Regions from separate parts of the Homo sapiens genome. Here region 1 is linked to region 2. Evidence: chromatin contacts called from ENCODE Hi-C or POLR2A ChIA-PET data. All regions are on one chromosome and are shown on one strand. Each heading gives the region's core, a stretch centred on a gene start or an enhancer-like site at or near the end of the contact. The rest is flanking DNA. Distances are from core to core; before and after follow the strand shown.

What was found. Hi-C counts contacts between places; a loop is a spot of excess contacts on that map. ChIA-PET counts read pairs that join two places held with the same protein, here RNA polymerase II (POLR2A). Pooled maps may share reads with other maps.
Region 1: a loop to region 2 is called in a pooled map, with 5 times the contacts of the local background. The contact joins two enhancer-like sites. A Hi-C loop is called at or near these places in 2 of 50 pooled maps. POLR2A ChIA-PET finds 5 or more read pairs at or near these places in 3 of 52 experiments (H1, PC-9 and RWPE1).

What each region holds. Positions count from the first base shown.
Region 1 is chr12:1,494,168-1,498,707 of GRCh38, forward strand. ERC1 (ELKS/RAB6-interacting/CAST family member 1) reads left to right here. Exons shown (of 19, transcript NM_178040.4): 19 at 1-1,764. Among named protein-coding and RNA genes, the nearest start is that of LINC00942, 4.1 kb to the right of the region's middle. Within about 2 kb of position 2,510, at least 6 of the 41 ENCODE cell types and tissues checked have a DNase peak (open chromatin) inside an H3K27ac peak, as active enhancers do.
Region 2 is chr12:1,456,852-1,461,377 of GRCh38, forward strand. The region is part of intron 18 of ERC1 (ELKS/RAB6-interacting/CAST family member 1); the gene reads left to right. LOC124902856 (a long non-coding RNA gene) reads left to right here. Exons shown (of 2, transcript XR_007063156.1): 2 at 1-4,526. Among named protein-coding and RNA genes, the nearest start is that of LINC00942, 41 kb to the right of the region's middle. Within about 2 kb of position 1,285, at least 3 of the 41 ENCODE cell types and tissues checked have a DNase peak (open chromatin) inside an H3K27ac peak, as active enhancers do.

The DNA of each region.
Region 1 (4,540 bases), core at 1,260-3,759, 39 kb after region 2:
AATTTAACATCTGCTCCTGGCCTCCTCTTCACCTGCCTGGGTTCGGAACTGAGGAGGAAGGATGAGAAGAGACTGCAATGCAGCAGGCACCCTCTGCAGAGTGAGGCCGCCCGTCCATCACTGCCAGCCCTGGGCTGCTCAGGAGGGGACGTGAACCACTCAAAGGAATGTCTTAAAGAGGATCTGGAGTTTCCCCCATGCAAATTAGGGAAGAATTAGGCAAGAAAAGACATACATTACAGGGAAATCCTTCTGAACAAAATGGCTGTCTTCACCTACTCTTCTTGCAAGAAAAGACATACATTACAGGGAAATCCTTCTGAACAAAATGGCTATCTTCACCTACTCTTCAGCAAAAACCGTCTCCAGACTTTTTAGTGTCAAAAATGTAACCAACTGTCTCCTGATTTTTTCCAATGTGTTTGGCAAGTGCTGTGGCCCTGTTGTAGGTACTTCTCCTGACTCTTGGGGGAGAAGTGGTTTTAGGGATTGATTTGGGGGAGCGGGTTTTTGTCCCATCCCACCTCCTCTCTTCTTTCTCTGCTTGTCGATATTGTCTGTGTGATTCAGAGAATTGGGGCAGTTACATTGTGTCTGTTGTTGAGATTATTAAAAGATTAAAACGTAGTTGTAGAAATGAAAAATTAAACAGCTGTGTTTTAAAAATGCAAACCAATATCTTGTTAATAAAGGAATTCAAGCTATGGGGCAGCCACACTCCCCTCCTCCCAGGCTGGCATAGGTGGCCCTGGGCTGGCGGCTTAGGAAGCATGGAGCACACTTAGGGTAGTGCCTGCCTGGGCAAGAGACACCTGCCGAGCAAAAGGAACGAGAATCTGGGGCTCAGAGCCTCGCAGTTGTGCCAGGATTTTCCTATACATGTTCAGGACCTCTGGGTAGAGGTTTCACAGTTTGTGACCCCATAACCACCCTCACCCGACGTGGGTTCTAGCTCAGTGTGCCTAATACTGCATGGTAACCTGGGCTTGACCCTGAAGCCCCTGCCTGGCAGGCCACAGGACCTCTCCTGCCCACTTGGTGCTATCTCTTCCAGTGACCACCCAGCACGGGTGAGCACTGGCCAGCCTGGAGCCTGCAATCCAGGTGGAACAGACTGTCCTCCATGTCAGTTCCTTCTGGCTTCAGGCCCTCAATTATTTCCCTTTGAGCTTTTTTAGACCCTAGATCTCCTAGGCCCAGGCTCTCTCTTGACCCCAGAGAAGCCACTGTCAGGAAAGGAAGTGAACCCTACTGAAGCCAGAGAATTCACCCCGGCCAAAGCAGGCCCTCTGGGTCCAGCCCCTCATTCCACACCACGCCAGTATTGCATCCATCTACTGCAGCTACACATCCTGAGGGCAGCACCACCCACTCTGGCCTGCTGGCCCATCGCAGGACTAGCCCAGGCACCTGCCGGGCATTGCAGGATATCCAGTGGGGCCTGTGACTGCTCCCTGATGCGTCAGAAGAGAAGTGTTGCACTTTAGTGGAGGAGCTGAGGAGCACCTGCCCCCTTGTAGCTTGAGTTCCTTTTGGTAACAGTAGCAGCCTCCATGGTGGTGTCTGGGATGCACGTGCACCCGCTGCCTTCAGCTGTATGTGTGTGTTCCTGCTGGAGTTGTGTTACTGACAGGATAATGACATTACAAAGAAATTGTGTTATATTCAACTTTGCCTTGATAATTATTGTAAACACTTTGTTCATTTTTTCTTTTTTATTCACAAACTAAATCCACCAGGAAATTATAAAGTTATTTAAAAACCGTGCTGTGTCCTTCTTTGAGTGTCACCCAGCTGATCATCCAGGCAAGGTGTGTCCCCAAATGCTAGAAAAGATGGACAAGGTCTGCAGTGCCCAAGAGGCCAACTCCAATGGCAGGCAGCCCGAGGGCCAGGGGTCCCAGGATTTACGGTGGGTGTGGGAGTCATCACAGCCCTGACGGGCATGAGCCTCCTTTCCCTTCCCGCCTGATCTCCGGGTTTGCAGCTTTTAAAGTCAATTCCCGGTTCCCTTTTTCCTTCTTTCTACCCTCAGCCCCGGGCCAGGTTATCCGTATCAGGTCTCACTGTTCCAGAGCTTAGAGTAGGTGCCCAGCGCTGAGGGATGGTGCTGCTGTTGTACCAAGGTAGAAGAGCCAGAAGGGCGGCCACCAAGGGAGGGCTTTGCCCAGGACTGGGACTCAAGCTTCAGCAGGGCGCGTTCTGATGCACTGACTCTGGGGCGTGCAGGCTGGGTCAACAGAAAGTGTGTGTGCCAAGAGTAAAAGGAGCCGAGAAACCCTGTGCTTGGACGCGGCTGTCATTTCCAGCTTTGGGATTTGTCTTGGGCTTTATGCTCAATAAGAAATTATTCTGGAGGATTTCTTTTATGAGAATTACTTTTCTGCTTAGCCACACTTCTGTGTCTGCCCGAGAGAGGAATCAAGCCAGCTTGCTGCATTCCTTCCCTCTCCCGTGTAAATTCTGCCACACGCTGGGTGTTGGCTCTTGGGAATTGTAGCAAGAGAGTCCAAACTCGTTCTTCCCGGTCGGCCCTCCCAGTGCCCAGGTCCCACCCTGGCCTCGCTCTCTGCAGCCACAGCAGCTGTTGGGAAGCTCTGCCAGGGGAGACGTGCCCGGGAGACAGGGCGCTGTGGACACGGCTGCAGGGCTGAGGTTGCTTGTACTTTCATCATATGAAGCAGGAACAATTTTACTAGCCGAGCATGTATTATTCTGCACAATATAAAATCACAACCACAAGCAAATGTGTCCACAGAAAGCTGTCAGATTACACTGGTCAGCTGTTTCCAAGGTTTCCCATTCATCTTTTTTACTATTTATTCACCCTGCATTCTACCAGTGCCCAGTTGCAGGCAAGTGGACACCGACAATAGATTTAAAGAAAATATGTGAAAACTTTTAAGAATTCCATCCATTAATTTTTTTTCGGAACTGAGAGAAGATAACTAGTACTTTATTTTTGAGGTGGAATATCTCAGGCTGGCTCAAAAATGATTAGGAGCTACTTAGGGACTGGGTGCTGTAGCTGAAACCTTTAATCCCAACACTTTGGGAGGCCAAGGTGGGAAGATCACTTGAGGCGAGGAGTTCGAGACCAGCCTGGACAACATAGTGAGACCTCTCTCGTTACAATAAATTAAAAATTTAGCAGGGCATGGTGGCATGTGCCTATAGTCCCAGCTGCTTTGGAGGCTGAGGCAAGAGGATGACTTGAGCCCAGGAGATGGAGGCTGCAGTGAGCTGCAGTGATCACACCACTGCACTCCAGCCTAGAGGTGCAGAGAGAAACCCTGTCTCAAAAAAAATAAATAGGCTCTGGGGCTGGGGGGAAGCTGGTGTGAGGTTTGTGAGCCTTCCCAGGTGTCCTGGAAAGGGCCCAGACTCGCAGACTGCAGCCCTGGGCTGCCGCTTGACCTCCCAGCCTCTTCTTCACCTCTGAAAGAATGCCTCCTTCATCCCTGTCCCCAGCCTAGGTCATAATGAAGGTGCCGTAGGATAATCTTTTTCCTTTTTGAAATTTTCTTTACAGAGCATAAATTGCTTTCTTAACATCTGCGATTCACTTAAAAATAATCAAGCATGTCTGTCGGGGAGGAGCAAGGGCGTGGAGACAAAAGATGGGCCAGAGGTCGGTAATTATGAAGCTGGGGAACTGCGTGCATGGGGTTTGTAAGTCCATTCTCCTTATTCTTGTGTTTGAATGTTTCCTGAATCAGTTAAATATTCACATCCTTCAACTGTACTTGCCCATACAGGCCTCTTCCTCCGAAGATCCAAGCACTCTGCATTCACAAAGGGCCACCGTAGCGCTCCGTTCAGAATTTGTACTTCCCTGTGTTCTAGACTCCAGGCTACAAATAATAAAAGCTAGTGACATGTGGACCACCTGCCAGCTTCAGTTCTGAGCACTGCACAGGTTTGGTGTCGGTTCACCTTCACAGCAGTCCTACAAGGTGGGTACTGTTATCCCACTTTACAGGAGAGGCACAAAGTGGACGCACGACCTTCCCAGCGCCACACAGCATGTTAGTGGTGAGACTGGAATTCACACCCGACTCTGTCTCCAGAGTGTGTGTTCTTCAGCCCACTGCTGTGGCCACCTCCCGGGGAGGACAGTCTGCTGGGGACAGCTAAGCCCAGTGAAGTGCAGTGGGGCACGAGAGCAGGCAGTGCTCGTCACACAACTTCAACAGGTGGATTTTGCCGGAAAAGGGGGTGAAGGGAAGCCAAAAAGACAGATGAGCAAGACCAGGGAGGTAGGAAAGTACGAGGAGGGCACTTGGGACAGCAAGTGGCCAGTGTGGACAGAGGACATGCGTACTGCCTGGCTTCAGAGCGACGAGGCGCGGCCGTGGCCGCAGGTGCAGCATGAAAGGGGATCCCCAGTGCCCTAGGAAGGAGGCCAGCTTGGGAGACACGATCTCACAGCCCCAGTGGTCCCGACCCCTCCCCAGCTACCGACGAAGAAAAGCCTCCCCAGGGGCTGATATAAAAAAGCAAAGGAAACACCCCTGGGCACATGCATTCTGGAGCTGCC
Region 2 (4,526 bases), core at 35-2,534:
TGCATTCCCATCCCCATAATTCTAATAATCTAGAGAAAATGAAGAGAGAAAAAATAAGGTGAAGCCAGGAGTGAGCTCGCAGGCATTGTCAGAGATTTAATTATTGTCATGTGCTACATAACAATATTTCAGTCGATGACGGACCCCATGTTCCACAGTGCTCCCGTAAGATGATAAGACCATATTTTTACTGTACCTTGTCTATGTTTAGATATGTTTGGATCCAGAAATACCACTGTGTTCCAGTTGCCTACAGTACGTAGTACAGTCACATGCTGTACAGGTTTGTAGCCTAGGAGCAATAGGCTGTACCAGACACCCTCGGTGTGTAGCAGCTATACCACCTAGGTCTGTGTAAGTCAGTCTGTGATGTTCCCACAACAAGACCTCCTGACGATGCATTTCTCAGAATGTATCCCCACCATTAAGTGACATGTCTGTAGTATGCAGTTTATAGTACCCCACGATATTAAAACAGAAACAGAAAAAGAAATTCCTCCCTCATGGGTCCTCATAAAGAATCTGATCGTAAGCAACATCTTCAGCATCCTTCCATATGTACAGCCGTGAGGTTCAGAAGACTTCTTTTTTTAAGAAACATCTCAGCAATATAATAAGGCCAAAGTTCATCTCATAAAAACCGTTTTCTAGGAGACCGTAAATATTGCTACTCAAATATCTAATATATTATTTAATATTGGGAATAAATTTTCAAGTCTTTGGAAAGATTTAGGCAGTACTCTCTAAATATTAGTTGTCTCAACCATTTTTTTATACATTAAGCAGCAATATGTTTAGGATCTAGTCTTTGACAGATACCAGAATGCAGCTATTCAGTGTTCAAGTATAGAGTCATACACTTTAAAAGTTAATCGAAAAAGGAAAAAAAAAATTAGCCAAGTATGGTGGTGCATGCCTGTGGTCCTAGCTACTTGGGTGGCTGAAGTGGGAGGGTCACTTGAGCCCAGCAGGTTGAGGCTGCAGTGAGCCAAGATAGCACCACTGCCCTCCAGCCTGAGCCACAGAGCGAGACCCTGTCTCAAAAAAAGAAAAAGAAAAAGAAAAAAAAGTTAGTCAATCTGCCCCTTCCCCTTAATGGTGGCTGAGGAATCAGCTGGCATGGTCAGTGAGGCTGGTGCCAAGTGTTCAACTGATATAGCCAAAATGACTGGCAGGACAAAGGCACTGGGTTTGACCAGCATGGTTGGCATATTTGGTAGTGGAGCTGGTCCTCAGGATCATGCCCTGGGCATTTGGCAGGACCATGGATTCTGCTAGCATAGCTGGTGTGTTTGTCATGCTGAGACCAAGAAGCCAGCCCACATGGCCAACATTTTTGGGAGGCGAGGGCTGAGGATTCAGCTAGCATGAGTGGAAATAGCAGGCCAGGGCCAAGAAAGTGGCCCACATGGTTGAGAGACTGGTTACATACCAGGAGATCAAGCAAATGAGTAAATATATTGGAGCTAATATATTGAGGATAGTGTGTTTGTTATTATAGGAGATAAGAGTACCAGATATAGAAAGAGTAAAGACAAATCCTATCGTATTGGATTGTTTTTAGAGGTATTGATATGAATTCATGGTTTTTAACAGATAAATAGATTTAGATTTCTCTGTGTGTATGTGTGTTTATATATGTGTATATGTGTATGTATACACATATACACATGTATGTATTTTCTTTTTTTTTTTTTTTTGAGATGGAGTTTCGCTCTTGTTGCCCAGGCTGAAGTGCAATGGCACGATCTTGGCTCACCACAACCTCCACCTCCCAGGTTCAAGTGATTCTCCTGCCTCAGCCTCCCGAGTAACTGAATCGGATTACAGGCATGCGCCACCATGCCCGGCTAATTTTGTATTTTTAGTAGAGACAGGGTTCCTCCATGTTGGTCAGGCTGGTCTTGAGCTCCTGACCTCAGGTGACCCACCCACCTTGGCTTCCCAAAGCATGTATGTATTTTCTAACCTTATCTGCTGAAGGGACCTGGAAGCAGTGACACCCAGTAACAGAGAGCTCACTTACTACTCAAATGTTGGTCTAGATGCCTTTTCCCACCAGAAGGAACCAGAGCTCTTTGGGGAAATGACTGAGTCTAGGGCTGTGTGTGGGAAAGCACGTGATAATCCCAGAACAGTTTTATACCAGAAAGTAAGGAAGCATTCCAAGAGTGGTGGGGATGTATCAAAACAACATGGGGAAAATCTTGAGGAATTCGAGCATCAAAATAAGTAAAGATAGTAACAGATTATAACAACTAATATAGAGAGAGTATTGCCTAAATCTTTCCAAAGACTTGAAAATTTATTTCCTATATCAAATAATACATTAGGTTTCTGAGTACTTGGGCAGCAATATTTAATTTAGGGTCTCCTAGAAAATGGTTTCTATGAAATGAACTTTGACATTATGATATTGCTGAGATTTTTTTTAAAAAAGAAATCTCTGAACCTCATGGCTATATATATGAAAGGATGCTGAAGATGTTGCTTACAATTAGACTTTTTATGAGGACCCAGGGGGAGAAATTTCTTTCAGATCTCTGGACTAGAAATAATCAATATTCTATTGAATAAAATAGAAATCTTTGAGTCTGTGATGGTATAAAGAAGTGAATGAATGAATGAATGAATGAATGAACAAGTAAATGGGGGAGAAAGGAAAACTCCACCCTGTGGTTGAATGCCAGCATAATGTAGACGGAATTATGGAATTAGAGAATCTGCATTTGGCACCATTATAGTAGTGACTGATTTAGGCAGGTATCATCAATGAATGTGAAAACACCAGGTGAAGGTTGACTAAGAACAGACTATTTGCATAGACTGAAAGTATCTCGTCAAACACACAAAAATGTATGTCAGTTAATTAGCACAAAGTATTTATAGTTAATTTACATTGGAAAAATCTGACACATACCATCTAAACCAAGTGATTAAGGTTAGCATCTCCAGTAGTGGGACACGTCAATGTGTGCCTCTTCATCATAGGCACAGAGAAGAACACAGGTGGTACTCTTGCCAAACAATCACCTGAATTTAACACCAGGAAACATACATAGAGTGATATAGATAGAGATACAGATAACGATACAGATAGAGACAGATGTGTATACACATGTATATTTATCAAGATAGAGAATTAATTAATGAATGATATGACAAATGTAAAATGTTAGCAGTTAAGGAATCCAGGTGAAATTTATACCAGAATAGACTTAAAGATTTCTGTTTTATTCAGTGAGTTATAATATTTTATAATCATTTATTTCAATGCTCAAATTCTCCAAGATGTTTCCCGCATCCTTCTAATATATGCCCACTACTCTTGGAAAACTTCCTTACTTTCTGGTATAAGATGTTCTTTTGAAATTATTTTAAAATAAAAAGTTTTTAAAAACTTAAATCAGTAAACTAGGATTAAGATTTTAATCCTCTTGTGAAAATTGAGAGGCACAGGAGTATTGAAAATACAAGTATTAGCCTAAATAGCCAACCCCAAGGTAACACCCACAGGCAGCCGCAAAATGGTGCCGTGGCAGGTGGAGCTTTGTGTGGGCTGAGTCGGTGTTACCCCATGAGCAGTGCTGCCAGTTACACCAAGCTCCACCCATCGCTGCACCATTACAAGAGGTAAATACGTTTGAATGCGACATCCATTTCATTACCATTACAGTGTTTAATTGTAAACATTACAAGAAGGCAGGTTTAAGTTTAACAGAAAGTGAAACTTCCTAGATCTCTCCACAAAAAGAATGGGCAGCCATATTTGAAATAAGTCCTTTTGACTGGAGAGAAGCTACTCAGTTGGGTTATAAAAAGGATTCAGGATTGCAAGATGATTTGAGTCAGCTTGTTTCTAAGGTGGTGGTGGTGGTGTTTTTCTAACCCTGATTGTCTATTATCTAGTATAACAGGGATGTATAATAGCCCCCTCCTCCCAGTTTTAGGACAGTATTTGAATGTGACATCCTAACTTGAACTCCATAAAAAATAAATTAGGTAAAATAGTTGAAAAGGGGAAGAAAGGAGGAATGAAAAATGAACAATTGTTTTGAAAAGGCAGTTTTCATAGGATAAAGACTTGCCTAAACGATGAGGAGGCCCTTTTTTTTTTTTTTTTTTTTTTTCATTTTTCTAGTTCCACTTAGGATAGACCAAGATAATATATTAAATTACAAAAGAAATATTTTAGTTAAACATAGGGAACAGCTGTCTGACTATAAAACTAAGCAACATGGAAAAAATTCAAAAGAATGTTGTAGAATTTCCTTCTGGAGAGTTTTAAAAACTAAGGTTGACTCCCCATCACTTAGTGCCCATCCCAACCTCACCATACTTGTCAATATTGTACCCATTTGATACAGATCATCTCATACAATTAGCCATATGGATTATATATGAATATGAGACATGTATAACCTGTATGTTGAATGATTGAATATTTTTGAAAGTGCAGCTTTCGTTTTTAAAACCTTTGTCGCCCAGGAATTTTAGATAAAGCCAACGTTTTTGGCTCTAAAATT